Regions from separate parts of the Homo sapiens genome. Here region 1 is linked to region 2. A link is a loop called in an ENCODE intact Hi-C map of the cell type or tissue named here. Cell type or tissue: mammary epithelial cell. All regions are shown on one strand. Each heading gives the region's core, and the rest is flanking DNA. Links, peaks and the distances in the headings are about the cores only. Region 1 overlaps NRXN1 (neurexin 1). Region 2 overlaps NRXN1 (neurexin 1).

The links. A loop is a pair of places that touch in the nucleus more often than their neighbours do. Peaks named below come from ENCODE experiments on the same cell type or tissue, not always from the same donor. Only the 100,000 strongest peaks of a DNase experiment are listed, where the experiment ranks them.
Region 1: a loop joins it to region 2, with 4 times the contacts of the local background. A loop is called at or near these places in 1 of 110 quality-filtered maps.

Annotation. Positions count from the first base shown.
Region 1 is chr2:50,537,137-50,553,930 of GRCh38, reverse strand. It overlaps NRXN1 (neurexin 1), which reads left to right. Exons shown (of 23, transcript NM_001330078.2): 9 at 906-1,344; 10 at 15,295-15,678. Among named protein-coding and RNA genes, the nearest start is that of MIR8485, 150 kb to the left of the region's middle. In mammary epithelial cell, for the core only: no CTCF peak of the experiment used is centred there; DNase peaks (open chromatin) are centred at 6,190 and 6,990; H3K27ac peaks cover 1,957 bases.
Region 2 is chr2:50,639,723-50,656,516 of GRCh38, reverse strand. The region is part of intron 5 of NRXN1 (neurexin 1); the gene reads left to right. Among named protein-coding and RNA genes, the nearest start is that of MIR8485, 48 kb to the left of the region's middle. In mammary epithelial cell, for the core only: no CTCF peak of the experiment used is centred there; a DNase peak (open chromatin) is centred at 6,156; H3K27ac peaks cover 2,070 bases.

The sequences.
Region 1 (16,794 bases), core at 4,356-9,355, 100 kb after region 2:
CTTTGAATTTATTAGCGTGAAGGGATAGCAAATGTATGATACCGTGAACCCTGTCAGTGAATTATCAAATGTGTTAATTGGAATCCAAAAAGCCTTAGGACCATCAGTAAGCACTCAGAAGTGCCTAGCCTCTTTCACTGAAGTGCCTTGGAAAATGAGAGTACAAGACAACCCTTGCGCAGCATTTGTGTAAATTAAAAGTGAAATGGATCACCAGTAACACAGGTTGAATAAATTGAGGGGAAGCACCATATTCTACATGTGGCAGTGCCACATTACTTAACAGTATTCAAAGGTATTGATGCAGGTCAGGGATCTTCTGTATCTTAGTTATATATTTTTTTTCTGAGAAATGTCAGGCTGTTTTGTGCTTTAACTTGTTGTGACTGTCTTGCAAAGTCAATATCCACAGCAGATATATAGATAATAGAAGAGATCCAATATTTTAGGGGACTGGTATATAATGGTATCCAATTTCAAATGCTTTAATGATGGGAAAACTGAATAACCTCAGTGCTTATATTTAATTTTAAAAATATCATAGACAACTATGAAACAAGTAGCTTTTATAAGTTCAAGTCTTAGCATGGTAATGTAGACATGAAATTAAAGATATATGCAGATTTTTAAATTATTTGAGTTAAATACAAGCAGTTTGTGTGTATATGCACATGCGCGGGTGCATCTGCACACACATTATTTGAATCAAGTTAAGTTGTTATGGTTATTGTTCTATGAATTGACACTTGAATTTTATTTGCCTGAGAAATGTTGCCTTTATACAACAAAATTAACTAAATATCGTGTGCCTTTTTATGATGTCGTTGAAAGTTACATGAGCTGTTCACAAGTTTCAGATATTAAAATATGGAGGCTAGTTTCTCACTGCTATCCTCTGCCCACAGGTTGTATATAAAAATAATGATGTGAGGCTGGAATTATCTCGACTTGCCAAGCAAGGAGATCCTAAGATGAAGATCCATGGAGTGGTGGCATTTAAATGTGAGAATGTTGCAACTTTAGACCCAATCACCTTTGAAACCCCAGAGTCTTTCATCTCTTTGCCTAAATGGAATGCAAAGAAAACTGGCTCCATATCATTTGATTTCCGTACAACAGAGCCAAATGGCCTCATCTTATTTAGCCATGGCAAGCCAAGACATCAGAAAGATGCCAAGCACCCACAGATGATAAAGGTGGACTTCTTTGCTATTGAGATGCTAGATGGCCACCTCTACCTCCTCCTGGACATGGGGTCAGGTACTATAAAAATAAAAGCCCTGTTGAAGAAAGTGAATGATGGAGAATGGTATCATGTGGACTTCCAGAGAGACGGACGGTCAGGTAATCTTATCATTTTTCTATGCTGTTTATCTGCTGGAGCACCCCACCCACCCATGCCATTCCTAAAAGTGAAAACCAAGACATATTAAAGACTTCCTGCATTTGTTTCTTTAGCCTAAAAGAAATTGCCTGATATTGCTTCTGTTTCACACCATGAAAGAAAGAGCTAATTAATTATCATAGTTGGGCATCAAACCCCAAATGCTCAAATGTCTTCTAAAATAGCTTCTTAAATGAACTTTTATTGGGTAATCAAGTGCCAAATCTTGCAGAAAATTTTGTCTTGAATTTGCAAGTGAAAAAATTCAAAGTTTTTCTATTCCCAGTTTTCTCTTATGTTATTGGATGTTTGGAGGTACCCGAAGTGGCAAATATAAAATATGAAAAAAAAATTAGAATGATCCAAACATAAAATCCTTAGTTTGGCACGTCACACTTTAGGATGAGTCTATGGCATTAAAAACACTTTAATCAATACAGTAGCATTTCAAGGACAGTGGCAAAGCTCTGCTGCCCTTCCAAACTGCTTCCCTTTCTGATGAAAGGTATTTGGAATTCCACCAGCAAACATTCTGCTTCCTGTTGCTGCATTTTATTTCTCTAAGAGAGGAGGGGTAAAGGTGGCAGGTAAAGTTTCTCCGAAGAAATCACATTTACACTGAAATTTGGGAGTGTTTTAGGGGGCTTAGGATGTTGACTAATATGAGCTTTGAGGGGAAATAATCATCCAGGAAGCAGAGATGACATTTGTAGGAATCCTGAGAAAGAGAGGGAAGGAGGGAGGAAGAGAGAGAGAGAGAAGAGAGGGAGAAAGAGGCAGACAGACAGGGAGAGATAAGGAGAGAGAAATCTGTTTTAAGTATACAACTACATTTATTTAATTCCCTTCACCCCGGGCTCCCATGCTCTGATTGTCCTACTCATACATAAATCAAATGATCTTATAATAGAAGATAACTAAATTTAGACCTATCTACTCTCCTTCTTTACTTCACCCACCCCCAACCAACTAAGCTGAGTGCTTCTTTTAGACTCAGTAATCTGTGATAACCATGGTCTTTCAGAAGGGCCCTGTTGAAGACCTGGGGCTGAACTCTCTTGCTCATACCCTCCTTGCATGGGCTCCCTCAGTACTTGTTAACTCCCAGCTGAACTATTTTCTACTTCCCTCTTATCCTTCCTTTTTTATTCTGCTGTTTATAGATCAAGAAGATTGTGTTTGCCTGTTTGGAAATATGTTTTTTACCTAACAAAATAAAGAAATAGAATATATGGAAATTGAGAAGGAGTTGGGAGTGAGTGTGGAGAGAAGGAAGGTCAGAACCCATTACTCTGATTCCCAGATATATTGGAGACTGTGTTTCTGATTCATTCCTCTCTGGAAACTTTGTCTCCCTAAATATTCTCACTTTCCTAAAGAAGTCTACAAGGAATTGAATTACCATTTTTTCTTCCTCCCCCTCCCCCTCCCCCTCCCCCTCCCTCCTCCTCCTCCTCCTCCTCCTCCTCCTCTTCTTCTTCTTCTTCTTCTTCTTCCTCTTCCTCTTCCTCTTCCTCTTCCTCTTCCTCTTCCTCCTCCTCTTCTTTCTGATTTAAGCTGAGAAGAGGCTGGGCGCGGTGGCTCACGCCCGTAATCCCAGCACTTTGGGAGGCCAAGGCAGGCAGATCACGAGGTCAGGAGATCCAGACCATCCTGGCTAACATGGTGAAACCCCGTCTCTACTAAAAATACAAAAAAATTAGTCGGGCGTGGTGGCGGTGCCTGTAGTCCCAGCCACTCGGGAGGCTGAGGCAGGAGAATGGCATGAAGCTGGGAGGCGGATTTTGCAGTGAGCCGAGATCGGGCCGCGGCACTCCAGCCTGGGAGATAGAGTGAGACTGTCTCAAAAATAAAAAAAAATAAAAAATAAAAATAAAAATAAGCTGAGAAGAGTTCATTGATGGGAATGCAAAAATATAACAATAATAATAGAGTGTTCCCCTCTGACTTCCTCCAGCCTATCTCTGCCAGAGATAGCAGTTAATTTGGTACATATGAACTTTCAAGCAGAAGAATTTTGAAGTGGCGTGGGCATGGGCTTATGTAGTGCTTTGAAATATTAGCTTGTGGATGTTATAATTTGACTTAAGATAGATCTAGAATAAAATTTTGAAAATTACTTTCAAGAAGAGATATTTTAAGTCAGATTTTATAGCACTTTAAAACAAAACATGCCAAAAATAGTGGTTCACACCTGTAATCCCCACACTTAGGATCACTTGAGCCCAAGAGTTCCAGGCTGCAGTGAGCCGTGATCATACCATTGCACTCCAGCCTGGGCAACAGAGCAAGACCTTGTCTCAAAACAACAAAACAACACAAAACAACCCATATCAGATTAGACGGTTATCTTCTGAAAGTTCAGAGGAGAAAAAAAACACCAAACATCAAATCAATTGCTTTTCATTCACTTAGAAATGAGGAATTTTCTAACTATATGAATGTAATACACGATTAATTCAAAATACTAGTAAATACAAAATAATATAAAAGAAAAAGGAAAGTATTCATTATTCATTTGAAAATAATGATTTATATTTTTGGGTATTTCTTTCCAGTCTTTCTTCTATGTAAATTGTGTGTGTGTCTATATATGTGTGCATGTCTCTCTCTACATGTATATGTGTATATGTATGTATATATATGCATATGTACATACATGCCACACATGCACATATACACATACTCACAGAGAACAAAATTATTTTGAATATTTTATGAGGTTTCTTATTATAAGGAGAAAGTATTGATGCAATCTAATTAATTATCAGATAAATACTTTAATCTTCAAGCAGAATAAAATCTACTTTTTCTGTTTAAGCTCTTTAATTCATCCAAATTACCAAGAGTTTATTAATTACTCTATTTGTACCCTCATTGGAGAAGGTCAAAATTAGATGATATCTACTTTAATTTACAAAGCTCAATTCTGTATGGGAAGAACAGAAACACGTTCTAAGGAAGTGTTGTTTGCATCTAAGAAAGAAAATAAACGAAGCATGAGATTTTTCTTTGAATCCAGTGGAAAGATCAGATTACTATGCTTGGTGCTGTTGTGATGGTAAAGTACTTTTATGTGATTAAAATTTCAGATTAGTGAATTGGTACAAACAATATAAAAACCAAAGTTCATTCACTAAGCCAAGTTCTGTCCTTTATTAAATTGAAAAAAAATAGAGCTCATATTAGGTTAGCCTAGCTCAAGGGTGTTTAATGTAATTTTAATAGCAGCTGTTAATATTTTATATATAGTATTTTAATTAAGTTCCATATTTGCACACTGCATTGGTTTGGTATGGAGTAGCCTTTTAAAAATTGAATGAATGGCTATACTTGCTTTTATTTTACTTAAAGGATATTTCTGATTTGGCTGGTGAAACAGTAAGATTCAGAGGTCACTTACAACTAAGAAACATGGAAATTTCATGAAATAATTTATTTTACCCATTTTTTATATCAGTTATATTCAGGGGCTATATGAATATTATTTTTCATATAATGTGGAGAAAGTGTACTGCTATGACAAGAGGGTAACATGGGCTCCTTTCTGACATACAGATAATGAGGCCATATCTGTTGATTTGCCTGGAATATTCCTTAGCTCAGTATTTTAAAAGCCTTATTATCTCTGTTATTAAAGTAGAGGGAACCCACGCCTAAGAGCAATTCTTTCTGCTGTTGGCCATACTAAAGTAAATAGAAATATAATGAGACCATTATGGTCATTAATTTGCTGCCAATCTAAGTAGTGGTTATTTTTGGATAGAGAGAGGGTTAAAATCATATTTGGTGGACACAAATGATTTAATTTTAATATTACCCACTTTATAAGGTTCATAATTTCCATCCCAGATAGAGAAAATTGTATTTATTTTTTTATCCACAGTTTCTAGTACATTCCTGGGTATAGCAGTTGTTCAGTATATATTTGGTATAAGAAAAACTAAAGATTAAAAACATGTAAGTAGTACAGTGCCAAACAACCCCTGATACTCTAAAAAAAAATAAAATAAAATAAATTAGCAGCATCATTTTTTACATTTGGAGAATAATGGCACTCTTTTAATTGTAAATGCAACTTTTTTAACTGTAAGCATTTATTTAAATTACATTACTTTCTGAAAGCAGTTTATATGATATAGGATAAAAACTGGTGTTCTCTTGTGAATGCAACACCATCCTCCAAGCCCAGATGTTTGAAATAAGCCACTGAGAAAGTTAAATAATTGTTAGCGAATGTGTAAACCTGGTACAAAAATGACAAGTTTTTATGAGAACAGGACTTCTGTCCCTTCTTGGTCTTGAGGTCCCTATATCATTTTGCAGACATTTAGGGAGCAGGAAAATCCATCAAGAAGGAAGGTGGTAACTCCTTTCTGAGGACTGGGATATGCAACCACAGTAAGTGTGCTCTTGACAAGAACCTAGGATGTCCATCTTTTTGGTGGCCTTCCCTTTGGTTCTTTGGTCTTTAGTTCACTGAAAGGGGTATATGAACCCCTTATTCAATGAGAAATAACACCTTTATGTGTAATTTTCTAAAACTTTCTCATTTTGGCAAAACTGATTGTAACTGGTTATTTCTAACATATGTTCCTTCTTCCAATCTGAGACATGGGGAAAATTCACTCTAATTTCCACAGTTTGACTAATTCTGCTTGGCTATAGCTGTTCTTTATGTGCAGTGCAGCTTTCTTCCACTGCCTGCTCACTAAAGGGTCAGGGACATGGAAAGCCAAGTGGGCTGAGCCGTAAATGGCACTTCCAGATCCTGCAGTAAGCTAGCAAAGGAGAAACCATACCAAGTGCAGGCATGATTTAGTGAATCAGAGTGGATGACTTCAGTGCTGCAAAATGTAAATAACCTCTGTGGATAACTTAGCTACTAACAGGGCAAAACCCCTAAGTCAGTGGACTTAATAAATATGATTGAAGAGGCCCATTACTTTGCAATTTTTGCAGGACTTACAGCTGAGCGTTTTTGTTGTTGTTGTTGTTTTTAAACCAGTCTCTCTCTTTCCAGACTTCCCCTTTGCCTCTTCTCTGGTCCCACCCTCAACACAAAACAGCTGCCCAGGTATTTAGCTAAACTGTGAATGGAGCTACAATTAGGATGAGGTTAATGATTGTTTTCTTGGGGCACAAATATTGTTTAAATTTGTGTTAAACTCTGGCTCAGTCAAAGTACCCTCTCAAGTATTTTTATAGCAAACTGCCAGTCTTATTTTATTTATTTATTTATTTATTTTGTAAACCATCATTACACATTGAAATCAAAGAGAAAACTCATTATTCTTGTCAAAGTTGGCTTGTATACAGCAGGGTACAGCTGATTGTGTCAGCGGTTATTCATGGGTAAGCCTACATTTAACAGCTAAGAAGCCATTGAGATTTGAATTGAAGTCGTAGAGTTCCAGTTTAAGAACTAGATATTACAGTGGGAAAGGTACAAGGCTCTCTCAAGAGCACATAATTAGAGGTTTATAGTAATCACTGTTTGATGTGAACAGCACTTTCTAGCTATCTATTACCAGCACTGATTTCTGTGTACACCATTCATGAATCACCACACTTAAACATTTCTACTTGAGCAACCATTAGACAATTTCTCTGCTTAGGTCTTGTTTGAACTTGCCCTCTGACTGTAAATGTTCCTCCCATGCCTCTGCCTAGTAGCCTGTTATATACATTGAAGTAATTTTAAGTGCATTTATATTTTGTTTCATATCCACACCCATAAACCACTATTCATCAGAGGAAACACCGAAATACCTTACCAATAATTTACTAGTTCTTTGATCATATGACCAGATGGGGTCAATTTTGCTTAAAATTGTAATGTTAAGTTTTATTAAAATGTTTATATTTATTTATTCTGAAGAAGTTTATAGAAAAAAATCATTTATTGTTTCTCCACACTCAAAGTATTTTTTATATTTGTACATTTTCCTTCAGTTTTTGTTAACATTATATATATTTTATATAGTTGCAGTTAGAGTATAAACATAATTTTTCAGGCTATCTGTTTAATATGGTGTTATGTACTCTTTTGCTCAAGATCATCTAAGTAGCAAAATTTATTTTCTGGGAATTATGGAATCATAAGCAAAGATTCAGAGCAGAGCTTTTCAGAAGTACCTGAGCTAGGCCCCTGGGCTTGTAGAACTTAAATGTATTAACATATCTAAAGAAAAGAAACTCACAGGGGCAAATATTAGCAGTAATCTTCTGAACACTGCTTAGCGAACTTGACAACTTCATCCCCACTGTAAAGATGGAGGCAGGTCATTTAACTGAGATAAGGGTGTCAAGCCTTCCCAGGCCAATATTACTATACATTTCCTTATCTCATGCATTCTTCTTGTTCAGAATCCATGTTCCCCATGCACTCTTTTGATTAAGATTTAGTTCCCATTGTAAGTCTGATTAGAGTGGAGGGAGAAAATAGACCAGTTATGTATACAGTCGGCCCGGCCCCCCATTTTTTGTGGGTTTTGCATCTGTGGATTCAATCAACTATGGATTGAAAATAATTGGAAAAAAATTGAGTCTGCTCTGAATATATACAGACATTTTTTCTTGTCATTGTTTCTTAAACAATGCAGTATAATAACTATGTAGCATTTACATTGTATTAGATATAAGTAGTTTAGAGATGATTTAAAGTACATGGGAGGATGTGCATAGGTTATATGCAAATACTAAGCCATTTTGTATCAGGAACTCAAGTATCCACAGATTTTGGTGTCTCCAGGAGATCCTGGAACCAATTTCCACAGATACTGAGGAATGCATATGAGTATTCACATTCCTGTAACAAGTAAATTTCTCATCATAAATGAATAAGTAATATTTGATTATAATTGACATCCATATTGGCAGAGCTACATGGGAAGTATTTCATGTCCTGTAATAGGTAATTCCTCAGAGGAAATCAATAACTTGGCATTCTTGTTTTATACATTGCTGTTATGGAGTTAGTAAATATCAGTCAAACCTGGGAAATGAAACCGCCCTCTGAAAATCTACCAAATCTCTTCATTGGGCTTGCCTAGCTAAGGGGCAGACTCTGGACTATGGCATCAGTAGCACCCTAAGAAGATAGGCAGTTTACTGACCACACGCGGACCTAGTGACCCTTACTGTGGAATGCTGAGTGGAAATCTGTGGAACTTCTGCAAAATAATATTTCAATTGCTGCAGAATGTTATTTGATTGATATTTACAACCTTCCATTGTGTATGATCATGTTTAAAATGTATATGTGTCTATACATTGCTGTGAATGTGTATGTGTGTTTATATATGTGCATTTTTGTAATGCATGATGTATTTAATATATAAATACATACTTTTGGTGAACACGTTCAGGCAATTCAAAAACTAGCTAAGTGAAGCGTTTCCCCTTACCATACATTCCCTCATCAATTTACTCTGTTCTCCATAGATAACCACTAAAATAATTTGGCGTTGAAAAATTCCCAGTTCTTCTTCTAGGCATCAATATATCTATAAATATGTTCACACACATAAAATACTTATACAGCCTTTTTTCTATAGTCAAGATTATAGTTTACCAATTACTGTGTAACAAAAAAACTTAAAGATAGCTTTTTCTGTGCCATTCTTTGTAGTGACACCATACATACCTTAGTTTGAACATACTGATATTTAGGCATTTCTCTATGGAAGAACATTTGAATTTTTACTTTTTTAAACCTTCACTGTTTTAAACTAGTTTATAGATAATTCCTTCATACATGAAATCTTTGTGTATATTGGTCAGAATATCTCTAGGATTGAATGTGAGAATTGGGATTGCTGGATTAATTGTAATTTTAATTTTGAAAGACAATGACAGGTTAGTTTACTAACTGCTGTTTCAATTTACATTCTTATCTACAGTTATTGAAGTGCCCTTTCCCCCTTATTCTTGCCAATACCAGACATTATTAAACTTTTAAATTTTTGTCATTAGAGTTCTGTTTTCATATATTGATTTAATTCCTGAAGTTCCCAGCTCACAGATGAATCAAGTAAGCAGAAAACAGATGGTAATAAGCAGAGAGTGGAATATTAAGATGGTATTTTTGTTTTGTTTTCAAATACAGTTAATTTTATTTCTTTAAAAACCTCATAGATAACATTGGTTTTAAAAAAGATACAGAAATTTTTTAAATAACACTCATAATTACACTGTCACCAAATACCCACTCTTAATATGTTGGTTCTTTTTTAAAATTATTTTATGATAATTATATATTTTACATTTTACATTATACCCTATTGTCAATGTTGTATTCTGTTTTTATTACTTATGTTGTGCATATTTCATCAAGTTTGAATTTGTTATTAGACTAGGAATTTGACAAGTAAATTTGTAACTTTGTGAAATCTGATTCATTTGTGTAGGGACAGGTGGAGCAGAATTAAGTATAGATAAAATTGACATTAATTTAAACAATTCATTTAAGCAGTAATTTAAAGATTGTTTATTCAAAAATGAATCTTAATAATCCATCTACTGAATTTCTTTATTTTTCATAAGAGCCACATTGAAGCCTAACAGATCTATCCTTTGGCTAAACTTGCTAGCTAGTTAGTTGAAGAGCTGGAACATCGGATTTTCTCACCAGGAAAAAGGGTTCCCTATTACAGCACACTATTTTCTACTCCTCATTTCCTAGTAATTTAAACTTGTGAAGTAATTTAACTCTTGACATCAACTTAACTTATTTTAAATCTCACCTTCACTCTGTGTTTCTTCTCACCCTGTAAACTAATCTTATGGAAGTAGAACAGACAATAAAAATAGGATAGAAAAGTTAATGGAAACTAATAGGTAATGAAAAACTACCTCACTACGTTGTAAATTTCATTTCCACTTTTATAACTAAGAGCTGTTTTAAAAAGTTTTTTGAACCTTTGCATACAGTTTTACAAGAAACATAAATTTATTACTTGTTTATGAATATTCTTAAATATTACCTTGTCTGCTTATCACCTTCATTTTACCTCTTACATGTGTCGTGAAAAAACAGCTTTACATGTAAGAATATAATGTAATGTCGTTTCTACATTAAAATTATAAAAGTTGTATGTCCACAAATAATTTATTTTTAGTTGCGATCTCATTCCTTTAAAAAATAAAATAGCATAGCAGGGTGCTTCAGATTCTTAAATAGTGAAGCATGAAACCCTGATCTAGATAATTTCTCAAATATGAACTTTTCCCCAATTTTAGGAGCCTTAATGTAACAATGTTTACATAAAATATTTTGTTAATTTACCAGAAACTGCAAATATAAATTCAGTAGAAGGGGTAGAATGTATGAAGGAATCAAACTATTTAAAAAAGAACATGTCAGTATTTGTGGTTCCTGGAAAAAGATAGAGGGATGACCCATTAATATATTTAGATTTTTGTTTTCTCTTAAAAATGTATTTATAACATTTATGTACCTCAGCCTTTGAAAATTCTCCTTTTCCATTGATATATAGAGTTTGGCAACTACTCAATTGTCTTCAATTATCAATGAACCAGGTTTAAATATTAATTTGATGTGTTCTTTGTAACCACTGATTTTATAACTCAATTTTAATAAAATAAGCACACGGGAACCTTAATATTTAAATTTCACTATGCTCATATCTATGAGTTAAATTGGTTTAAACTAATTCGGATTCTGTGATGACTCTTTTGCTAGGTGAATATGTTCTTTGATTCATATCCATAGTAAAAGTCATTAAGGAGGTCTGGGATTCAAATCCCTTATTGGAAATGTGTCTATTTCAGGACACATGTTTAGGCTAAAATATAAACTTCTATTTGCATTTGTCTCAGTAATAAAATTTAATTATTAATTCTAACCATTTTTACTCCATGAATTTTCAAAATATAAAAATAATTGTTTCCATCCCACTTGAACTAAATTCTTTACTTTCTGATTATTTGCCATCTCTTTTACAAAGATTTTCTAAAATACAAGTTCATACGAATTAGCAAAGCATATAGATAAAGTAGTACTTGATTTTCAGCCCTATTTTCTTCATCCTATGATGTCTGTTTGCATAATATTCCAATGACTGATATCTGATCCATCCATTTGCCTGATGTGTCTCCTTAACTTTGAATCCAGAGCTCAATTTAAGTTCTAGTCTTTCTTGGATTAAATTTGAATTAAAGGTAGGATTATATCCCTTTTTCTTTCTGTCTCATGTTTTGTTGCTTGTTCTCTATCTCTCTCTCTCTCTCTTTCTTTCTTTCTGATGGAGTTTTGCTCTGGTTGCCCAGGCTGGAGTGCAATGGCGTGATCTCGGCTCACCGCAACCTCTGCCTCCCAGGTTCAAGCGATTCTCCTGCCTCAGCCTCCCGAGTAGCTGAGATTACAGGCATGCACCACCGTGCCCGGCTAATTTTGTATTTTTAGTAGAGATGGGGTTTCTCCATGTTGGTCAGGCTGGTCTCGAACTCCTGACCTCAGGTGATCCACCCGCCTTGGTCTCCCAAAGTGCTGGGATTACAGGCATGAGCCACCACGCCTGGCCTGCTTGTTCTTTCTATGAGAACTCTACAATTGTCTCTCAAAGGGACAATAGGGAACTATGGGAGAAACTTACTCTTTATGATAGTAACCCTTAAATCTGTTTTTGTTTTTTATTTATTTTTTTGTACCATGGGTTACAACATTTTAGCTGGTGCTAAAATCCATTGATGGTCCAGCATTTGTTTTAATAAAATGATATGATGAGAGAGAAAATATCAAAGTGCTTCAGAGGCTGTAGAGTTGAATATTTTTTTTTTCTTTTAAACATTTGTTTCAGAGTGTGTGTGTGGGTGTGGGTGGGTGGGTGGATGTGTGTTTAAGTGTGCACTGGGATATTTGAAAATTGTGGTCTCTATGACCGTGTTCAGAAAACTCAAGTCTAATGATAAATTTGTAGTAAGAATCTTACCCTGTCCATATCATCAAGCACATTCTTAAAATAACTTATTTGAACTCTCTTACAATACTTTGCTCAAAGCAAGCACTAACACACCATAAATAAAAATCAAGAGACACAGTTACTCCATCCTTACTGTCAGACAAACTGTAATGAATGATTGTCTAAACCACCTGGCAGCCGTTTTGCCCCTTAGAGTGAGTGCAGACACAGTGCACCAAGGTATGGAAACTACATGGAATAGAGGGAGAAAGTGGGTTGTGGAAGCCAATGAATTTCCTCGACTCAGGAGTCCTCCAGGAGTCCTCTTAGTGTCAGAATTACGATACCCTGAGCAAGGACAGTACAGCCTTTCCCAGGGCTTTTTTCCCCATCTGAGCTGAATAAAAAGAGCATATGGGAATACATACATACATATATGTTTATATATATGTATATTTGAATATATCACCACACTTGGAATAATTTGTCATTGTTCCTTTGCTAAGTTCCGTGTCTCCTAACATTTCTTCTCAATTTCTCAATAGTGGATATTCATTTCGTCAAATCCTCAAAAATTCTACGGCTTTTAGGAGGCCTTATTGAACTAATTGGAAAATAGAGTAGAATCCTTCTCTCTTTTATTTAAGAACATGTCACTTTGGCTGGGTGTGGTGGCTCACGCCTGTAATCCCAGCACTTTGGGAGGCCAAGGTGGGTGGATCACTTGAGGCCATGAATTCAAGACCAACCTGGCCAACATTGCAAAACTCCATCTCTACTGAAAATACAAAAATTAGTTGGCTGTGATGGCGTACACCTGTAATCCCAGCTACTTGGGAGGCTGCGGCATGAGAGTTGCTTAAAGCAGGTGGCAGAGGTTGTAGTGAGCCAAGATCCTGCCACTGCACTCCAGCTTGTGTGACAGAGTAAGACTCTGTCTCAGAAAGAAAAAAAAAAAGAACATGGCACTTTGTTCATTGCATGTAACTCTTTGCTTTCCATGATAATATGTGCTTTTTAAAGTGTCCACCTTTCCTTTTGTCATTAAAAGACACTCTTTCTCATCATATTCTAACTTTCATTAGCTACTGCAGAGGATAGGGACCATCTGTTTATTCGCTTCTTAGGTATTTTGAATAGGGCTATATAAAAAATGATGCTTTAAAATGCGTGTAATGATCGTTCCATTTGAAATAGAAAAGAGCCACCATTCTCTTTCAATATTATAAATTTTATTTCCCCAAAATGCCATGCTTTATATTTTTCTAAATAGGATTTTATGGTTCCCATATGTTCCTAAATGAGAGTTTTCTTCTAGACACTTGTACAAATGTGAACAGTAAAAATGAATACTTTGTCCTTTTCTCTTTTAGCTGCTTCCCTAGGAAATCTCTATTTTGCTCCCCTCATTGGAAGGCCAAAATAGCAATGCCTTTGAGTGTTTCTCCCCTAGGAGCTTTTCCCTTTTCTTTCTCTGAAAGTCTAGAGAGCCAAATATCCTCTTAATGACTCGGCCACCTGAGCAGTCTTTGTCAGTGGCTTCCATGCCCTTCTCCCTGACAAAGACAGATCCCATTAGACTGCCTAGATTGAAGGGGGCCCTTCTGCTGGGATTTGGAATACTCCTGGGCACATCAGGGCCCACAGCCTTACATCCTTAGTTAGATATGTGTTTTCACTTGGGGCGGGCTTTTGGTATTCTGTGTAGCAACTAAAATGTGTCTCCCTACACACACCTGACCTACCCTCCACTTCTTCTTTTTGTCCTTACTTCTGTATCACACCTCCCATCTCCAGGTCTCTCTTGTGTCTCTTCCCTAAATACCTGAGGTTCTATACCCATGCCCCAGCATGCTATCAGACCTTTTCTCATCCTCTCTCTCTCATCAGACTCTTCCTATCCTTTCTTATAATCTGGAGCTGAGAAATAAATCTGGGATAATGTGGTTGTGGGTCCTTGTGGTGTTCTGTTCAGGTATCATGGTTGCATTTGTACAAAGGTCTTTCTGAAGATAAAGTATCAGTGGAATTTTGGTAATCTGACAGTGTGTATGCACGTTTTGATCAGGAATATGCTTTATATCTTTCTTTTTTTTTCATAGATTCCACTAATATTTTTCTGTGACCCTCAAATGATCCCATGTAGATGAATACCTGGTTATTCCATACTTAGGACTTAGAGCCCTTGTATTTATAAACCAATAGATTTTTCTCCTTAACATTTGGAGTGAGAAAAAGAAAGCCTTGTTAATTTAAATAAATAACTAGCTTGGTTTACAAATAAGGAAGCAATTGGTTTTACTTGATTCTTTCACTGAAATATAATCACAAACATTTATACAGTGATTATTATAAACCATGTACATTACTAGTATTATTTTGTTTAACACTAAGAGCAACTCTATAAGGTAGGTAATATTATTATGCGCATATTATGAGTAAGGGAAACAAAACTATGTAAGTTAATCAATAGGTTTATACAGCTAGGAGTGATGAAGTCAGGTTTTGACATAGGTAATCTGTGAAACTATTGTGCTCAATCAAAGTAATCAAGTCAGTTAAAATAGGAACATGAAATCTTTCTTTGGATTGCAATTGAATATTGGCTTTGAAAACAAGCACTAACCCAGGGGAATCTGACTTTCTTCTAGAGACTGATACAGAATTACAGTTTCTTTATTTTTAATGTATGTATACATGCATTGACTGAACTGTTTGAGGCTCTCAAACACTATTTGTTGGCTGTACACTTAGGTTTCCATTCTCGAGTTCAAATGGAACCATTTAGTCTGTTTTATTTCTAAAGTTTCTTAATACCACAGATATCTTAATTTCTCTAGGAAATACCAAAAAGTGAGGACAGAAAGAATAATAATAATTGTCTGCCTCCAAGGAGTTAACCATCAAGCAGACGAAAGAGAGAAAGATAATTATAACACGTTGGTGCTTTTTAAAGACCTGTGCATTCTCCTCTCTTTGAAATAGGTACCATTTCTGTCAACACGTTGCGTACTCCCTACACTGCTCCTGGTGAGAGTGAGATTCTGGACCTGGATGATGAGTTGTACCTGGGGGGGCTGCCAGAAAATAAAGCTGGCCTTGTCTTCCCCACCGAGGTGTGGACTGCTCTGCTCAACTATGGCTACGTGGGCTGCATCAGGGATTTGTTCATCGATGGCCAAAGCAAAGATATCCGGCAAATGGCTGAAGTTCAAAGTACTGCTGGAGTGAAGCCTTCCTGCTCAAAGGAAACAGCAAAACCGTGCCTTAGCAACCCTTGCAAAAACAATGGCATGTGCAGGGATGGGTGGAACAGATATGTCTGTGATTGTTCCGGAACAGGCTATCTTGGCAGGTCCTGTGAGAGAGGTAGGATTCTAAAACCCCAGCAGCCAACTCCCTGAGATGAAAAGTTTATTAAATGTTGACCTCAAACCTGCACTGACCATTGAAACGTAATGTATACTCTACTGAAGTAAACTCTGTTTGCAAGCTGAGCAGCCATACCTGACATGGATTACTAATGAGCTCTTAATGTTTTTCAAAGAGCTTGATTCTGAAAGGACACAGTTCTTAAGTATATTGCAGGAATAGAAACTTGAATCTTTAGTATCCTCTAGAGTATGAGCCTAAGATGTATTATAGACAGTAACTGCTGTCTTTTTTGCCCAGTTTTTAACTTCAGAACATTAGACAGTAAAAGAGGCATGAATTATACATACCTATGGCTTCTAGTGCTAATACCCATGCTAAGAAATAGCATTTGAGGCAAGCTAAGCTATGAGTTGCAACTTCCCTGACACAACTGGGTGAGACTTAAGTTAGCCTGCTCATTTCACTTCAGTCAACTTACAAAAGAGGCAATATCCTCTCTGAAAAGTAAGCTGACTTTCAATCATCTAAGGTGCACCAACATTTCTGGAAGTGTACCCTAATAGAAAAAGTACTTACCTTTGGCTAGGACCTAACCAACTGCAGAGGATTCATTTACCAATTTGCTGTTAAGACTTAGCTGTGCCTATTGAAGTTCTGAGCAGGTGCTGCCTCTCTTTTTCTAACAGGAGGCAAACCCACATTTTATTTTTCTTTTTTTTCACCCTATACAATAAAAGGAATGAGGATTCAAAGAAAACTGAAGGGCAATAGCCATCCCAGTTGATCTGCAGAACAGGCTAAAGGAATAAATAGCAGAACAAATAGTTCTAAGTTTATTCTTCCATCGACCCAGTGTTTCAGATAAATGCTTTAGTCACTACACCTATTGCCACTTATTTTCAACAATGGAACTAAAAATCAATATGAAAAAATATTGATGAGTTGTTCCATTGTCCTCACCTGCTACAAATAACATTGCTTTATTACATATTTAGCCTAAAATTACCTGGCATCTATTTTTAAGCTATGAATATTTATTGTTTCCCTTTTTTATTCCTGAAATAGTTCAGTTCAGTTTGCCGAAAACCTCCTAGGAAAAAGAGGGGTTGT
Region 2 (16,794 bases), core at 3,889-8,888:
TTCCCCTTTCACCCCCAGACCTCAGTTGGTGTGAATGTTTAAACAGAGCAAAAACTGAAAAGAATCTAGAAACTTGATACTTCTAGAACTTTATAAACTCCTATTTGTGACTTCTTCAGACCACTTTCATGACTTCTGGAAGCAAATGTCCTAGTACAGACTCAGGTACTCTTTAGAGTATAGAATTATAAGTGTTACTTTTAAAATTGATACGTAACTTTAAAAGCCTATTTAATTTCTCATGGGTGGGTTTTGAGCCAAGAAGGGGCATGATTAGACTTTAAGTTTAAAAAAGATCACTTTGCTTTTGTGTGTTTGGGGGCAGGGGGTGAAGTGGTGTATGAGAGGTGGGGTAAGTCTGAGGAACAATAGTTTGGAAGTTATTTCAGAAGTCCCAGAAAATGCGGGTAACTCAGACCAGGGTGGCAGCAATGAAAATGATAAGAAGTGCTTAGATTCCAGATTTATTTTGATGGTACAACTGACAGATTTGTAATGATTTTACCTAAGCTTTCTGAAGCCTAGAGGTCGATGCTTTCCCATTTCTTTGTATCGGTAATTAGGTTTAAAAGTGATTTGAGTTTAATTACACCACATTTATATGTCAATTTACTGCTAAATAATTGCTGGCCAGAGAATTTCTTTTCTTATTTATTTTCCTGCATCTCTTTGAGTATTTTTCTTTGTATAGATCTAGAATATCAAAAAGAAGTGTCAATGTACACGATTACAAAGTTAAAATCATATACACTAGTTACGTTTATGTGGTGGGTAGGCCAGTGATGATGTCCCAGTTTTCAAAATACTAAGTCCTAGTTCTCTTCTGTCCTCTTTCTTCCCTCCCCCCCCAAAAGAAAAATAAAAACAACAACACAAAAAATATAACTATTCCTCATTCATAAGTAGTTTGTTCCTACCAAAATGCCAGATGTAGCTCTTAAACTAAGCCACAGCGCTGAGGCTTTTTAACAATTAACAAAAACTTTCGGTTCACTTTGTGAATCATTTTACATTCAAACAAGCACAGCAACCTTGTCAGATTGGACTGGGTCAGATTTTATTCTCAGAGTTTCTCAAAAGCCATCCTGACAGGAAAGTATATATTCTTATTCCTAGGCTGTAAGCTAGAACAAATCTGGGTTCCAGAAGCAATGGCCTTGAAACAGTGAAAGAGTTTTTTGAAGGGCAGGCAAAAATGTTTTAAATGAAGTTCTTCCTGATTCTTTATTAATACTTGAAAAATAGTTTGGTGTTTTTTTTAATTTTGAAAAATATGAAAGATACAGATGGAAAAGTAAAGGGAAATAGAGCTGTATCTTTTTTTTTTCCATGCTTGCTACTTTTCACAAGAAAAGTATGGCTCACCTGATCAGTCCAATTTACCATTTAATCACACTCAGTTTATTGCATCTCTAAAATTGGCCACATAACTGCATATTGGAAAATCCCAATTTTCCAGACTTTTCTATTTTACATCAAGATCTGACATGTTTTCTCCAGGTTGCAAATTAATTAGACCTTTTTTATTCTTTTGTTCCTTGCTTTGTTCTCCTCTTTCCTCTTGTTCACTTGGTTGGAGAGTGTGAAATGGATAATAATTTTGGTTTAAGCATCGTTTGAACCTTTGAATGGAATCACTATATTGGCTACTGATTAGATTGAAGGATATGAACAGACACTTCTCAAAAGAAGACATTTATGCAGCCAACAGACACATGAGAAAATGCTCATCATCACTGGCCATCAGAGAAATGCAAATCAAAAACACAATGAGATACCATCTCACACCAGTTAGAATGGTGATCATTAGAAAGTCAAGAAACAACAGGTGCTGGAGAGGATGTGGAGAAATAGGAACACTTTTACACTGTTGATGGGACTGTTAACTAGTTCAACCATTGTGGAAGTCAGTGTGGCGATTCCTCAGGGATCTAGAACTAGAAATACCATTTGACCCAGCCATCCCATTACTGGGTATGTACCCAAAGGATTATAAATCATGCTGCTATAAAGACACATGCACACATATGTTTATTGCAGCACTACTCACCATAGCAAAGACTTGGAACCAAGCCAAATGTCCAACAATGATAGACTAGATTAAGAAAATGTGGCACATATACACCATGGAATACTATGCAGCCCTAAAAAATGATGATTTCATGTCCTTTGTAGGGACATGGATGAAGCTGGAAACCATCATTCTCAGCAAACTATGGCAAGGACAAAAAAACCAAACACCACATGTTCTCACTCATAGGTGGGAATTGAACAATGAGAACACATGGACACAGGAAGGGGAACATCACACTGGGGCCTGTTGTGGGGTGGGGGGAGGGGGGAGGGATAGCATTAGGAGATATACCTAATGTTAAATGACGAGTTAATGGGTGCAGCACACCAACATGGCACATGTATACATATGTAACAAACCTGCACGTTGTACACATGTACCCTAAAACTTAAAGTATAAAAAAAAAGAGAAAAAGAATGAATAAATGCATAAATGGACTTGGAGAACCAGAAAAAAAAAAAAAAAAGATGAAAAGGCCAAAAGAGAAGAAAGTAGGGGGCATAGTGAGATTCTACCTGTATGCTTCAGCTACAGCCATTATGTCACAAAAGAAAATGAAGGAAACAAAGTAAGAGGCAGGCAGAGAAGATGATCACAGCTAGGTTCTAAAGAGGAAATGACCGCAGCTTAGTGAATCCTACACTGTCCGTAAGACAGTAAGAGAACAGGCAAGTCTGATCATGTGGTCAGTATGCTTATGTAAAAGCAATATATTTATGAACGATTATGGTATACTAATACTTCACGCAATTATATTATGCATTAAATCAAGGTACATTTGAACTTCTGTTCATTATTTGTGTGTAAATTAAAAATTCAATTTTCCTGCCTTTTTTCCAAGTAGAAATATGTATGAAATTGAATTAAGTTTGGCCAAAACTGCCTCCATAAATAATTTAAGAGTTGCCTAAAAGTTTCTCTAGACATAGTGAATTGTAACCTAAGTTGGTGTATTTACAAGCTATAACCTAAACTAGAAGTATATACTCTTGTAAAAAGTAACTGAGTCTCAATCAATCACAGCAACTAAACCTCCAGCCATTAAGAGACTGAAAGCTGCCAAATACGACTATATAAGGCAAACATTGACTGCAGCCAATCAGGTTGTTTCTGTATGTTACTTCCTTTTCTATGGGCATGAATATAGACTGCACATGTGGTAGAGTGGAGCATTCTGAACCATTTTTGGTCCAGACTGCTGCCCTATTCATAAATCATTTATTTTCTCAAATAAACTCTGCTAGATTTGGTTTGTCTAAAGTTTTTCTTTTAACATATGGTATCAGTAACTTCATGGAGATAAATAGATTGAGAATGAGCCATGAGCAGCATTCATTAAGATATGGTAGTTAATTGCATATGAGTGGGAGTCAACATGATCCATGTGGATCAGGAAATAGGTATACAGGAAAAAGGGGACATTACAAAAGTCAAGGAATACTAAAACGAGGAATGAAAACAAAATAAAACAGAAACAACAGTCAGACACAAATGATAGAGGCTCAACATCATTAGCCAATAGGGAAATGGTTAAAACCACAAGATAACACTTCACGCCAGCTAGGATGGCTATAATGGAAAACATCAACAATAACCAGTGTTAGTAAATATATGGATAAATGGAACCTTCATACATTGCTGCTAGTAATGCAAAACTCTGGAAAAGCTTTTGGCAGTTTCTTAAACTGTTAAGCATAGATTTATCATATGACTCAGCTGTTCCACTCATAGGTACCTACCTAAGAGAAATGAAAACATGTGTCTATACAAAAATTCGTTCACAGATGTTCACAGCATAGCAGCAGCATTCTTAATAACAAGAAGTAGAAATAGCACAGATGTGCATCAACTGATGAGTGAGCAAGCAAAATGTAGTATATCTATACAGTGGAATAGTATTGTGTTCCACATGCTATATGCTACATGGAGCCTCAGAAACGTTATGCTAAAAGTCCACACATTATGTGGTTCCCTATTAATTGTCCAAAAAAGGCAAACCTATACAGACAAAAAGATTAGTGTTTGCTTAGGTTGGCCTGGGGGTGGGAAGAGGGAATGACTACGAATGGGCACAAAGTTTCTTTTTGGTGCAATGAAAATGTTGTAAAATTAGATTGCAATGATGGTTGCATAACACTGGAAATTTACCAAAACTCATTGAATTGTATACTTAAACGAAGTGAATTTTATGGTCTGTAAATTATACTTCAGAAAAGATATAAAGGAGGAGGATGCTTGAATATAGAAGCCTGGAGGTAAAAGAAGGAAGACAACATTTCAAAAAGGGATGGGGATGGCTGATGTCAGTTGCAGAAGAGGTGTGTGAAAAAGTAAAATGGAAACATAACAAACCTTTGATGCTACCTCTCTGGTTTTACCAGGGAAGAAGCTGTTCTGCTGCTAGCCCAGCCTGCAAGTGTCTGCAGGAAAATGCTCCATTACTCTGGGATGCAGTATGTGCCCTGTGGCCACAGAGCAGCTCATTAAGACCCTACAATAACCTGCTCATTTAAATAGGGTTCATTATTCATAGAGTGTTAGGATTGTTGTGGTTTTTTTCAGTGCAACTCTGGGTAGACTATTGTTGTGCAGTGCTTATTTTAACAGGAGTTAATTAGGACCAGAAAATTGCTCCTTGTTTATTACAGTTCCAAAGCCCCAGTACAAGCTGTACTAATCCCATCATTGTGAGTAATGGAAAAAAGAAGGGATGGTGTAAGGAGAGGAAAAAGAATGGAAGAGAGCATGTGTGTCGGCAAGTTAACATTCTTTCTTTCTTTCTTTTTGAGATAGAGTTTTACTGTGTCATTCAGGCCGGAGTGCAGTGCATGTTTACAGCTCGCTGCAGCCTCCATCTCCTCTGCTCAAGCAATCCTCCCTCCTGCCTCAGCCTCCCAGTGTATTTTATGTTATGTTATGTTATGTCATGTTATGTCATGTCATGTCATGTCATGTCATGTCATGTCATGTTACGTTATGTTATGTTATTTTTGGTAGAGATGAGGTCTCACTATATTTCCCAGGCTGGTCTTGAGCTCCTGAGCTTAAGTGATCCTCTTGCCTCGGCCTCCCAAAGTGCTGGGATTACAGGTGTGAGCCACCATGCCCAGTCTAACATTCTTTATAGAGATACTTTTTCTTTAGAAAATCTCATAAAGCTCAAGAGTTAATTTTATTTTTCAGGATGGCCAGAGGGTATTCTATACAGGAGAGAATTACCATATACATGTATGACATGTAGATCACTCATTTTTAAAGAATTACAGAAAAAATAAAATAAGCCTAAGAATTTGCTTATTTTTTCCAGAACTTAATTTCAAGGACCTTACAATTTATTTGGGTCACATTATGGATATCAATTAGTTTCTTATTAAAAGAACCTGTGCTTAAAAGTAGTATTCTGAGTGCCAGGTAACAAAGGTTACTATAATCCATCAATTCACTTGATAGCAGAAACCACTGAAAAACAGGTTTATATTGTGTAGTTTTCTACTACTCAAAGTTAATTCCAAAGTGTTAGCTAAAATGAGTTGTCTATTATTTATTTTTATACTTTTTTATATTCAAATATTAACTATCAACATTTTAAGCTAGACAGTGCTAAAGATCACTTTGTACTTCTTGACTGGCATTTTTGGTTTAAAAGTCAACAGTTAAGAACACAGGGAGGGAGTTTTAAAATAGGCTATGAGAGACTGATTTCTGTTTGTTGGTTTGTTTTAATAGCTTGTATTAGCAAGTATTCTATCACCCGAATTACAGTGAAGTACAAAGAGAAAAATCTAGATTTCATTGTCTGGCATTTGGAAAAGCACCTACTTTTCTGCTTGTTTAGGCATGCACGTAATGAGCTCACAGAGCATTTGTTTTTCTGACCTCTGGAATAAAAAAGCAAGCTGACATTAAAGACTGAGGTAAAATACTGAGGCTGCTGCCGATAGGTTTATTGGTGTGTTTGCTGTCGCATTAATTGTTTGGAAGCATTTTTATTCGATGTTTAAACTTCAGAGCAGCTTCTTATGAGGATTCAGGGGAAGAGAGCATAAAACCGGAAAGCGAGTCATCCTTCCAGAACTGTGTTGACTTCTCCACAGAAACAATGTGCTGTGTTATCACACAATGTCAGGAGTCATATACCACTTGCTCTGACTGAAATCATGTTTTATCATGTATATAAAGGCAGTAAAAAGCAAGAGGTCTGGCATCACAAAGCATGGGCCTCCTATTCAGGATCTTACCCAGTATCAGAAGCATTTTCCTAACTACCTCACCAGAGGTTAAATAAGCATGATGCCCTCAGTACATTATTATCAGAACAGACATTTCTATGGCATCTGCAAACCCAGAGGACAGTGCACAACTGAGGCAGTTCAGATTCTTCAGGGCTAAGAGCATTTTGAATTGGAATTGGTAAAATAGGGAGACAGAAACAGCTGGGGGATAAATATAAATGCAACCAGAGTCCCCTGTATTTTAGTCTGGATTTAGACCACTTGTGGCTATTAGACAGTGAGAATGTAGATGACCACAGCTGCTTCGTTTTTCTTCATTTAGGGACAGAACAAGGGCAATTATAGCATCTATGATTCATTCACATTCCTCAAGCAAATCAGCCCCTAATCATTGAACTCTGTATCATGTCCCAGCAAGAGTGCTAGTTTGTCAACAAAATTCCCTTGCTCTAAGGAGTTGCCTTCTAGTGTAACAATTTTCAGACAATGATATATTAATCCATTTCACTCCGATTTCACTTAATCTTCTCAACAATCAAGTGATACAGTAGGTATTACTAGTTCCATTTTACATGGCTTCAGGGTCACAAAAATCATTGTCAGAAACAGACATCCACCCTCAAGCAAAGAGGGGGTAACAGACAATAAGAAGCAAAACCAACCAATCTCACTAAGCTAATGAACACATTTCTGCAAATGGAAAATGTAAGTTTGATTCTCTTCACCTTAAAATCTAGGGTTTCTCATTTGCACCTCCCCTAGTGAAGTTTTGGGAGCTACAGAGTTTTCTCCACAAGGAGAGGAAGCCACACTGTAATCTGGAAGCATTTCTATGACAATGTCTATAGATAACTGCCTAAAGAAATCTCAGAGAAAACAGCTCTGGCGTATTCAGTAAATACTTGTGATTTCTTTGTGTGTGTGTGTGTGTGTGTGTGTGTGTGTGTGTGTATGTGTGTATGTGTGTATACATGCTTGTACCTAATTTTGTATTCTTTTCCTTGAAAGAAGAACCTCCCAACTAATACATAATTCAAACTATCCAAAATTTGAATACAATTCTAACTATTGTTCATCAGTCCTATGGGTTCATAAAGTAAAAATAGAAACTCTCAGGCAGAGTGGATTTTAAATTAAGCTGAATTCACTGCTGGGCAAATCAGGGAAAACCTAATCCAGCTCAGAGCTATTAGGATCTGAGGAAGGGGACATTCAGATTGACTGACAAGGAAAAACCCAAAGGCCATGAATTTTAAGGATTTACATGGATATATGTTTATACAAGAGAAAACAGTCCCTGGGAATGTGATGTCAGCAACCAAAGGCAAAGATGGACCTACAAATAGAAGGGCCAAAAGTTCTATGAGGAAACTGGATTTGATAGTTTAAGCAAGTCCTTGGCTTCGCAGTTCAGCACGGTGGGTAGAAGTGGGGTAGAAGCATGGGGTAGAAGTGATGACCGGCTGTTTGCTGAACCCAAATCCATTTAGGGTTTTCCTGAAGCTTGCTGACCCATTAAATCCATTGGTTGCACAGAGATAGGATACATAAATTACAGATCACAGAGATGCCTATCAGACCATAAACATCATCATATTTTTCTGGTATGTCTGGTTAATTTTTTGAAGCAGCGGCTCACGTGCCATCTTTTGAGGTCCTGACCACTTCTGTCTTGTAGTCTCTCACACCCTCCAAATACAGGGTCATGCAGAAGACAAGCCTATGATAAATGATCTTTATCAGTGTGATAGTTAAAGTGAATTCCATTTGGTAGAGAAAGATGCTTGCAAATACACATTTTATATACTTTGCTTTAAATTTTGTCAGCCTGGCTAAAAATATAACTCAGAAATAGAACTACTAAGGGATTTTCCCTGACAAAAGCATGATGGAAAATACTTTCTCCTAATGATCTCATCTGTGGCTTCTCAGCATTTCCAACTGTTAAACATTGTTAAAAAATACAGTGTTATGTGAAAGAGAAGAGGGTCTCTGTGGGAGGTTTTGCCTTATGTCGTTGTTGGCGATTGAGTCTCTGTAGATCCCAATATGGTTTGACAGTTCTTTGGCTTGATTGTAACAAGGAGCTATTTATGTGGAATAATTCATGCATATAATGAAATGAGTCTAAATTAATTATTTAATATTATTAACTTTTTCTTGGTCATAAAAATATTCATTGTAGAGAATTGGGAAAGTACACAAAGGTTTAAAGGAAATAAATACATGATATCATTTTGGTCTGTTTCCTTTATTTGTATGTGTGTATATATGTATATACACACATGTACAGTACAATTTATAGTATAATTTGTATGCCCTACATTTATTTTGCTTAGCTTAATGTAAGGAGTATTTTTCTTCTTCTGTCATTAGAATGTGAAAAGATGATTTTTACTGACTACAAATTTTCCATCCTAATGTTGTGTCATAAATTGCTTGTTTTTGAATAGTGTAATATTTTAATTATTTACAAACTTTCCTGAATTTTAAGGCTGTAATGAACATCCTGGTATACAAATTTTTGTTCTTGTCCCTGACTTTCTTCCTAAGCTGTATTACTTGGAAGTGGAATTATGAGGACAAGAGTAAAGCTTTTCTTTGGGTCTTTATATGAGTTGCCAATTTATATTCCCCATAGTATGCGCTACTTTGCATTTCCACTAGTTAGGATACCACGTGCTTGTGTGATTATACACAAGCAGTGTCGAATGTTGTAAGCTATTTCTATTTTGTTTTCCTGTGTATTTCTTTGGATGTCTTATAAAATAGTAACATTTTTCATAGATGTATTGATCACTGATTTTCAGTTCCATAGATAGTTTTCATGTTCTCTATCTGCTTTAGTGTTGGAAGGTTAAGGGATTTTTCTGAATTGGTTTTAATAATGTTAAAGATTTTATGCCTTATATCTGTCTCCTGAGTACCTAAGCCAAGAAAATATGAGGCCCTCAAAAGTGGATATAAAATAATTTATATTTTCCCTGGGCCTACTATCTGTAAGTTTCCGCTTTTTTTCTTCTTCAAGACACTCTCCAGGGAATGACCTAAACAACAAGTCTAAAATTGAGATGTGTTTGAGAGATACAGTTTGTTCAGCGGGTAATTATTCAAGAGGATCTCCTGTTGCACAGATATTCCATAGAAGAAACCATAAAACAGACCACCTAAATTGAAAAAAAAAAAATTGCCCTCTCAAACAATATAATGCTTGAGTTTTGAGTGGATCTTTTACATCTTCATTAGAAATATTCTCTGTAGGAAAATACTCTGTATTCACAGGCATAGTCTGTCCTTCTTCCTCCCTGTCTCCTGTCCTGTTCCTCCCTGTCTCCTCAAGGGACTCAGATGCAATCAAGAGTTGTATAGTAATGGGCATAAAATATTGGAGGAGTTCAGAGGAAGGATAGTCCAAACAGAGAATCATGGTGGAACTTCAGCTGATTCTAGAAATATGTGCCTAGTGGAACAGCTCAGAGAGAAAAAAAAAAAAAAAAAAAAAGACAACATGAAAGTACAGAGGCAGGAAAAATTACACCGTTTGAGGAATCATAAAAAGGGGACTTTTCCGTAGTTGAATAATTGAACCTAGTTCATGTCACTAGTGTGGAAAATAGATTAATGTGATTTAGCTCCTTTTTGTCCTCCCATAGAAAGATCTCAGATCTGCAGCCAAAGAGCTGGTTCTCCTCAGTTTCATCTTGCATATCACAGTGCATTTGTAAAATTTGGAAAGCTATCTAAAGAATTTTAAACTTTCTGAATACAAAATGTCTTTTTCCACCAGGCAAGAGTCACCCCAGTCACTAAACAAATTGACCAATTTCAGAGTATTTCCTGCTTCCACTTGTTACTGATGCAGCATCTGCCTGGAACAGAGTGCTGCTGGATGCAGAAAAGTTCAGGAAAGTTCTAAGGACTCCAGCTGGCTTCAGTGTGAGAAGAAAATCTGACACCAGAATAGCGGCCTTTTGTTTTGTACTGATTCTTTTCTATTAGGTTGGTGCAAAAGAAATGGCAAAAACTGCAATTACTTTTGCACCAACCTAATAGTATATTACCAGTCTCACAGTTTCTAGAGTTTGTCAAGATCTTCCTGGACTCAGCCTCTCTATATATCTTTGTGGATGCCTGGAATGTTCCCTGCCTTTTCTACCTGATTTAGACCTTATTCTTCAAGTCCTAGAAACCAAACCATCCCTTTCTAGGGAAGCCCTTCCAGCATGCCAGTTGAGTATCTGTTCTCAAGGCACATTTCAGTTTCCTTCCTAGGTAGCAGCACTTTAAACGAATGTAATTGAATGATTTGTTTAATGTGTGATTTACTATCTGCTTTCTCTCCTTAGACTGGGAATCATGTAAAGAAAAGCTATTCTCGATCTTACATTCAGGCAATAGCATTCTTTGAGCTCTGTAATCAAGCTGGATTTTTTCTTTTAAGCACAGTAAAGTTTAAAAGGGTAGTAGATAATAATAATATAAAATTTCATTAATATTTTGAAAAGGCTTATTTGGTCTGATCTTAGTTCTTATGCTCATGTTAAAATTGTGAATTAAGTAATTATGAATAATTAATTCAACAGATATCTGTTGAATGCTTAGTACATGACAGGCACTCTCCCAGTCCCTGGGATGCAGTGGTAAACAATCACCATGACGACTACCATAACAACAAAAGTCCCTGCCTTCATGGAGCTCACGTTTTCATGGGAGATGTAGAAATAAATAAATACGTTATAGTTTATGTGATGACGAGTATTTATAGAAAGAAAACTAAAGCCTGCTAAAGAGGTAGACAGATGCAGGTGCTATTAATTCCAGAGGTAGCATTCTTATTTATATACATTCTTGTATTATTTATTTTTTCTTAGAAATGAAGATTTAGAAAAACTTTTAATGTAGCTTATAGAAAAACACTGATTTTCTGGGATGTGTCTTTGGATATCTATTTTGAATCACATTTTGAATATATATGAATTTTACATGATTTTCAACATCAAAATCAGTCAATCAAGCAATCATGAACTTTTCTGCATCCAGTCGCACTCTGTTCCAGCCAGATGCTGCATCAGTAACAAGTAGAAGCAGGAAATACTCTGAAATTGGTCAATTTGTTTAGTGACTGGGGTGACTCTTGTCTGGTGGAAAAAGACATTTTGTATTCAGAAAGTTTGAAATTCTTTAGATGGCTTTCCAGATTTTATAAATGCACTGTGATATGCAAGATCAAACTGAAGAGAAGCAGAACATCAAAATGAAGAAATTTATGTAGCCATGCTTTTGAAAAAGAAATATGTATATAAGAGCTGTGCATTTGAAAAAGAAATATAAATACATTTTTTATTTATATATCCTTATATATAAATATAAATATCCTACCTGAATGTTTATATTCATATATATTATATATATATTTCTTTTATATACATATGCAAAATTTATATATAAATATTTGTATATATACACCTTTAGATATTCCCTGGCATGTTGAAATGGCTGAATTTGCAAAATTTTTATTTACTGAGTTATTGGTGAGTAATAGTGAATAATTTTCTTTTAACCTGGAGGATAAACTAAATAAAGAGATCAAACCTGGGGGAAAAAAATTCTTCTAGTGAACTGGTAATAGAGAATTTTATTTCATTCCATAGCCGTCCATCAGGATGTATTATTCTTTAGTTTCGGACTGTAGGGTCATAGAGATGAATCCTCCAGGGGTTGCTTATTTGTTCCCAGTTAATTTTTGTATTTATTTCTTTTGCTTTTGATAGTCTTCTCTAAAATTTGTAGGAATCATTTATTGTCATAAATATAATTTGAAAGTAGTATAGCTTGATGGCTATTAATATGAATGTATCTGGTGGAAACAAGCTATCTTTTTCAGATCAGAAAAAATAATATAAAGAATAAATATTTTTCTTTCCAATTCAGTTACCTAACATAATCAGGGTAGAAGTCTGGAGTGGGAAGGCAAAAGTTATTGACTAGATTTTCTCTCAAATAATTACATATATCAAGTTAATATAGCTGTTTAAATCATTAAGTTTTTTTTTTCCACATGAAGATCCTAGGAATATAAAAATCTTACCTGAACGTTAAAAAATACTGGTTTTATGTAAGATTTACATAAAGAAAATAATAACACTTTAGGGAAGGGTACAAAGCACAACCAAAATAAGTAAAAAACAAACAAACAAAAAAAACCAACAACTTTGTGCCTCTGAATAGGATGATTCAAACTTTAAATTATAGACTGAGGGCAATTCAATTCACAGTCTCAATTTGGGGAGGAGGTTAGGGACTTGACAAACTGTAAAATTGATATGCAAGCTAAATGTTTATAAAAGCCTAAATTTTTTGAGAAAAGTAACAGTTTAGGGAAGTTACCAGCATGATACCAAAAGGTACTATGAAACAACTATAATTAAAACAGTCTAGTTCTGGCACAGAAACAGACAAGGGATGTTTAGAGAAAATGGAGTCTAGAAATCGATGTAAGTACATACAGAGTTTTTTATCTGTTATATATGATATTTAATAATTACATAAAGGATACAATACTTAACAGTATCGGAAGAACTGATTATACATGTGGAAAAGTAAAATTAGATTCCAATATCATACCGTTCATATGGATAAACACTAAATGCATTACAATGTTATAGAAATACTTGAAGAAAAGAGAGAAAAAGTCTTTATAAATTTTGGAGTCAGGAATGTTTTCTTAATTAGAAATAAAAGCAGCTTGCCATGAAGTAAAAAGTCTGATGGAACTGATTTATAAGTTTAAAGAACAAACACATAAAAATTGTATACAGAAGAGAATGATATCTGAGGCCAGGCTCCATGCTAATAATTTTATAAGTGTCAACTCATTAACCTCTGAGTAAACATTACTTTTTTTTACAATTTATTGAGGAGAAAATAAAGGATTGGAATGTTTAAATAGCCTGCCCACACAAACAGCGCTAATAAGTGATGAAGTGGCAGTTTGTCTCTTGTGATTCTGGAGTCAGGGCTCTTAAACACAAGAAAAGGAACAAAATCAAGATAAAAATATATTTAGGCCCTGTATGCATTTGTAGTTAGATTTATTCTGTAAAGAAAAATTGGCATTTACATAGGATATACTTTAAAGAATATCTTGAGCTTTTATTTCTCATATATTCAATATAGTATTTTTAAACAATCTGAGGCCTCTTTATAATATTTTAAGATTATGTTTACTGCAATTTATTGGAATATATCTCACAGTTAAATAGAATATAACTTAGTTTCCTTGAGTGAACCAATATCCTCTTTGACAGGTAGTGTAAAACAAACCCTTTTTAGAAGAAGGCTTTTCCTCCACACATATTGGTCTATTTGATAAGTAGGAAGAATAAAAATGTCTAGTAATAGACCATTCCCATCCCTATTTCCTCCTATATACTAAACCTGAATAGTGCTTTCCAAACGCTTAACTCTGCATATTTTTACATTGAAACTATTACCTTCAATTTTGGTAGATTGCATTCTTCAAAACAGTAATACTAATAACAGAAAAAGATGACATGCAATTGTCCCTAAATCCATGCCAATCAATAATTCACCATTCACTTTAAGATGGATATTCTAATAAAAATATAAGGAATTCCTTTTTCTTTTTTCAAGGACTTTTTACAAGCTGGCCTGAAACAAACTTATTAACTTCATTTGCCATTATTCTTCATGATGTCACCTTAGATCGAGTCAAATTTCATTAATTTTATTTCTCACCTCAAAACCTTCACTCATTTTTATATCATACTCTGGAGGATCTTTTCCTCAAATCTCCTAAATTTTAAATGTGTCCTCTTTCAAGATGTTATCTAAGATTTGCCTTGTAATGAAATGTATCTCAATACTTTAGAATTGTTTTTTCTTCTTTTTAAGTTCCATAGCCTTTTATATGTCTTGTATCCCCCTTTGCATTGTAAATATCTTGTAAACTGGATCCCTGTCTAATTCAACTTTGTCTTCTTCAAAGCAATTAGCATGGTGCCTCATGCATAGTAGGTCTTTAATATATGTTTCTTTGATTAGTGAATTGATTAATTTTTCAGGGCTTCCATGACTTATTTTGCAAGCAATACATTATAAAATGGTCCTTACAATTTTCAAGTGAAATACAAAATTAAAAATATATTTTATCCCTTGATACTTTATTCTGTCCATCATATATCTATATGCATATGTTGATTCAGGGAAATCTCTAGGATTTCATACATGTGCATAAGTGTAAGAGAATATGTTTGTTCAGAGAGCAGAATGGACAGCATCAAGAAGGGTAAAGGCAGATGCAAGAACTCAGTGGATGTCAGGGAGTTCTCTACAGGAAACACCTGCAGCAGCATCCAAAAGTGCTCTGAAGGCTTGGAGTGGCTGTTCTGCTGAATAACTGAATATTCACAGAGCCAAGATTTATGACCTTGAGCACAGCAGATCTTTTCTGCTGAATGTGATATTATTCCAAGAGAAGTTAAATTATTCTTCCCAGTCGCCAAGAATACCTCAAAACCGCTTTGCCCTAAGAGATGCCTCAAATCTGCTAAGGCTGCCCACAGCACCAAGAGGCCACAGAATGCAGTGGAATTGCTGGGAAGAATAAAACTTTCCATTTTGTATAGAATTCTGATGTCTCTCGGTTGTATGCCAAATATAAAAAGAACTCTGACCTGAAGTAGGAAAGGCTGAAGGGCTTCTTCGGTGCCTTCCTTGAATCTGAGCTAGATGGAGAATGTTTCACTGAAGAGAATCCTATGTATTGCCAGAGCCAGGGACATTCAATCTTGACCCACCTGCCCACTCTTCCATTTTCTCTCATTCCAGCTTCCAAAGAGCCTGCTTTTTAATTAGTCCAACATGCAGCAGCAAATGAGGGAAATGGGGAAGAAATTATTTGTCATCAAATTGAAATACATGTAAAGAAAACACAAGCAAAAATGTATTAAAGCCTTTTATGAGGAGGCTTTTAGTCAACATTTGGCTTGGTTAAAACCTTGAGCCAAATGTTTATTAAGGCACAGCAGTAAAGGAAGCAAAAACCATTTTTTGTACCTTTTCTATTAGAAGAAGGAAAAGCAGCTTAGACGTTTAAAATTTCAGCCTGCAGTTTGCAAATGTGTCAACTTGTTAAAGAAAGATGAGCCTATCCAGGAAAAGCTACTGATGGATGGAGTGTCTACTTTTCTCTTAAACTGTTTCAGGACTAGCTCTTGTTCTTTGTCTTTATTTCTTTATCTACTTATTTTATCCCAAGACTTTCTTCCATGACCTTCTCTTTAGAATATAATATCGACAGTTGCCTTCTTTGAATGGTTACATAAGGTTTCACCAGAAATACTTAAAGCATATATATTTGTACAATGAGTTTTAGAGATAGGCTACGATCATAAATTTAGAAAAAATTGAAAACAACTGAATTTAGCTAATTAGGGATTTCTCTGTATCTGGGCAAATGTGATTGTCTAAGTCAGTCGCAAGATACAATCCTATATTACTCTCAGATGATATTTCCTTTGCAAAGGCAGTATGTAATATTGGCATAGTTATTTATTCTTCTGGGATTGCATATTCATTTGTGTGGTTTTACATAAATATTGGCCCTTACAAAGAAAGCTTGAGAGTTAAAATCAGATGCTTACAAAGGTCAGTCTGATAATGTAACATCTAAGCATATATTAATTGGGAAAGGGGAGGAAGAAATGCATTTAAGTGTTTCTCCTTTATAAGAGAAAATATGCCAGTTTCCTGATAAGTTACATAAGCAGTATGCAAATTTAAGGCAATATTATACATAGATCATATCTAAAGTATAATTTTAGTTTAAAGAACCATAAGGTTTTGTGATATTATTACACAAAGTTTATACAGTTATAGAGCCACAGATATTACACATTGAATGCCTAGGTCATATCTCTCTAAACTCTGCGTTTTTACCATTTCCACATATTAGAATCACCTGAGAAGCTTCTAAAACTCCCAGTGCCCAAGTCTTATGGTGATAATTAAAAGAGAACATTGAGGTGGGGTCTGGGGCCAAGGCATTGCTATTTTTTAATGCTCTTTAGTTGATATTGCTTTGATGTTAATTTGACAACTTATGAATACTAGACATTTTCTCACATCACCTTAGCCTGAGATGCCTGGTAATTGTTAGCATTTGCTAATAATTAACTTCTCGTCAAGATTGTGATGTGTATTTAATGTAATTTTTATTACAAAATGATATAGAGTCTATTCCTATTGTGGGAATTCTATCAAAATAAAATCCATTATCTGTTTTTAAGTAGGAATATTCGAACATTTGAGTCAAAGAATTTTATAATAATACATATGAAAAGAAACTGCAAAAAACAAAATTTGATGTTGAGAGGCTAACATAATTAGTGCAAATATGGTGAGGTAGTTGGGATGATTACTTCACTTTGATATTGTAACAGAAAAATGATAATATTGTTTGATTAT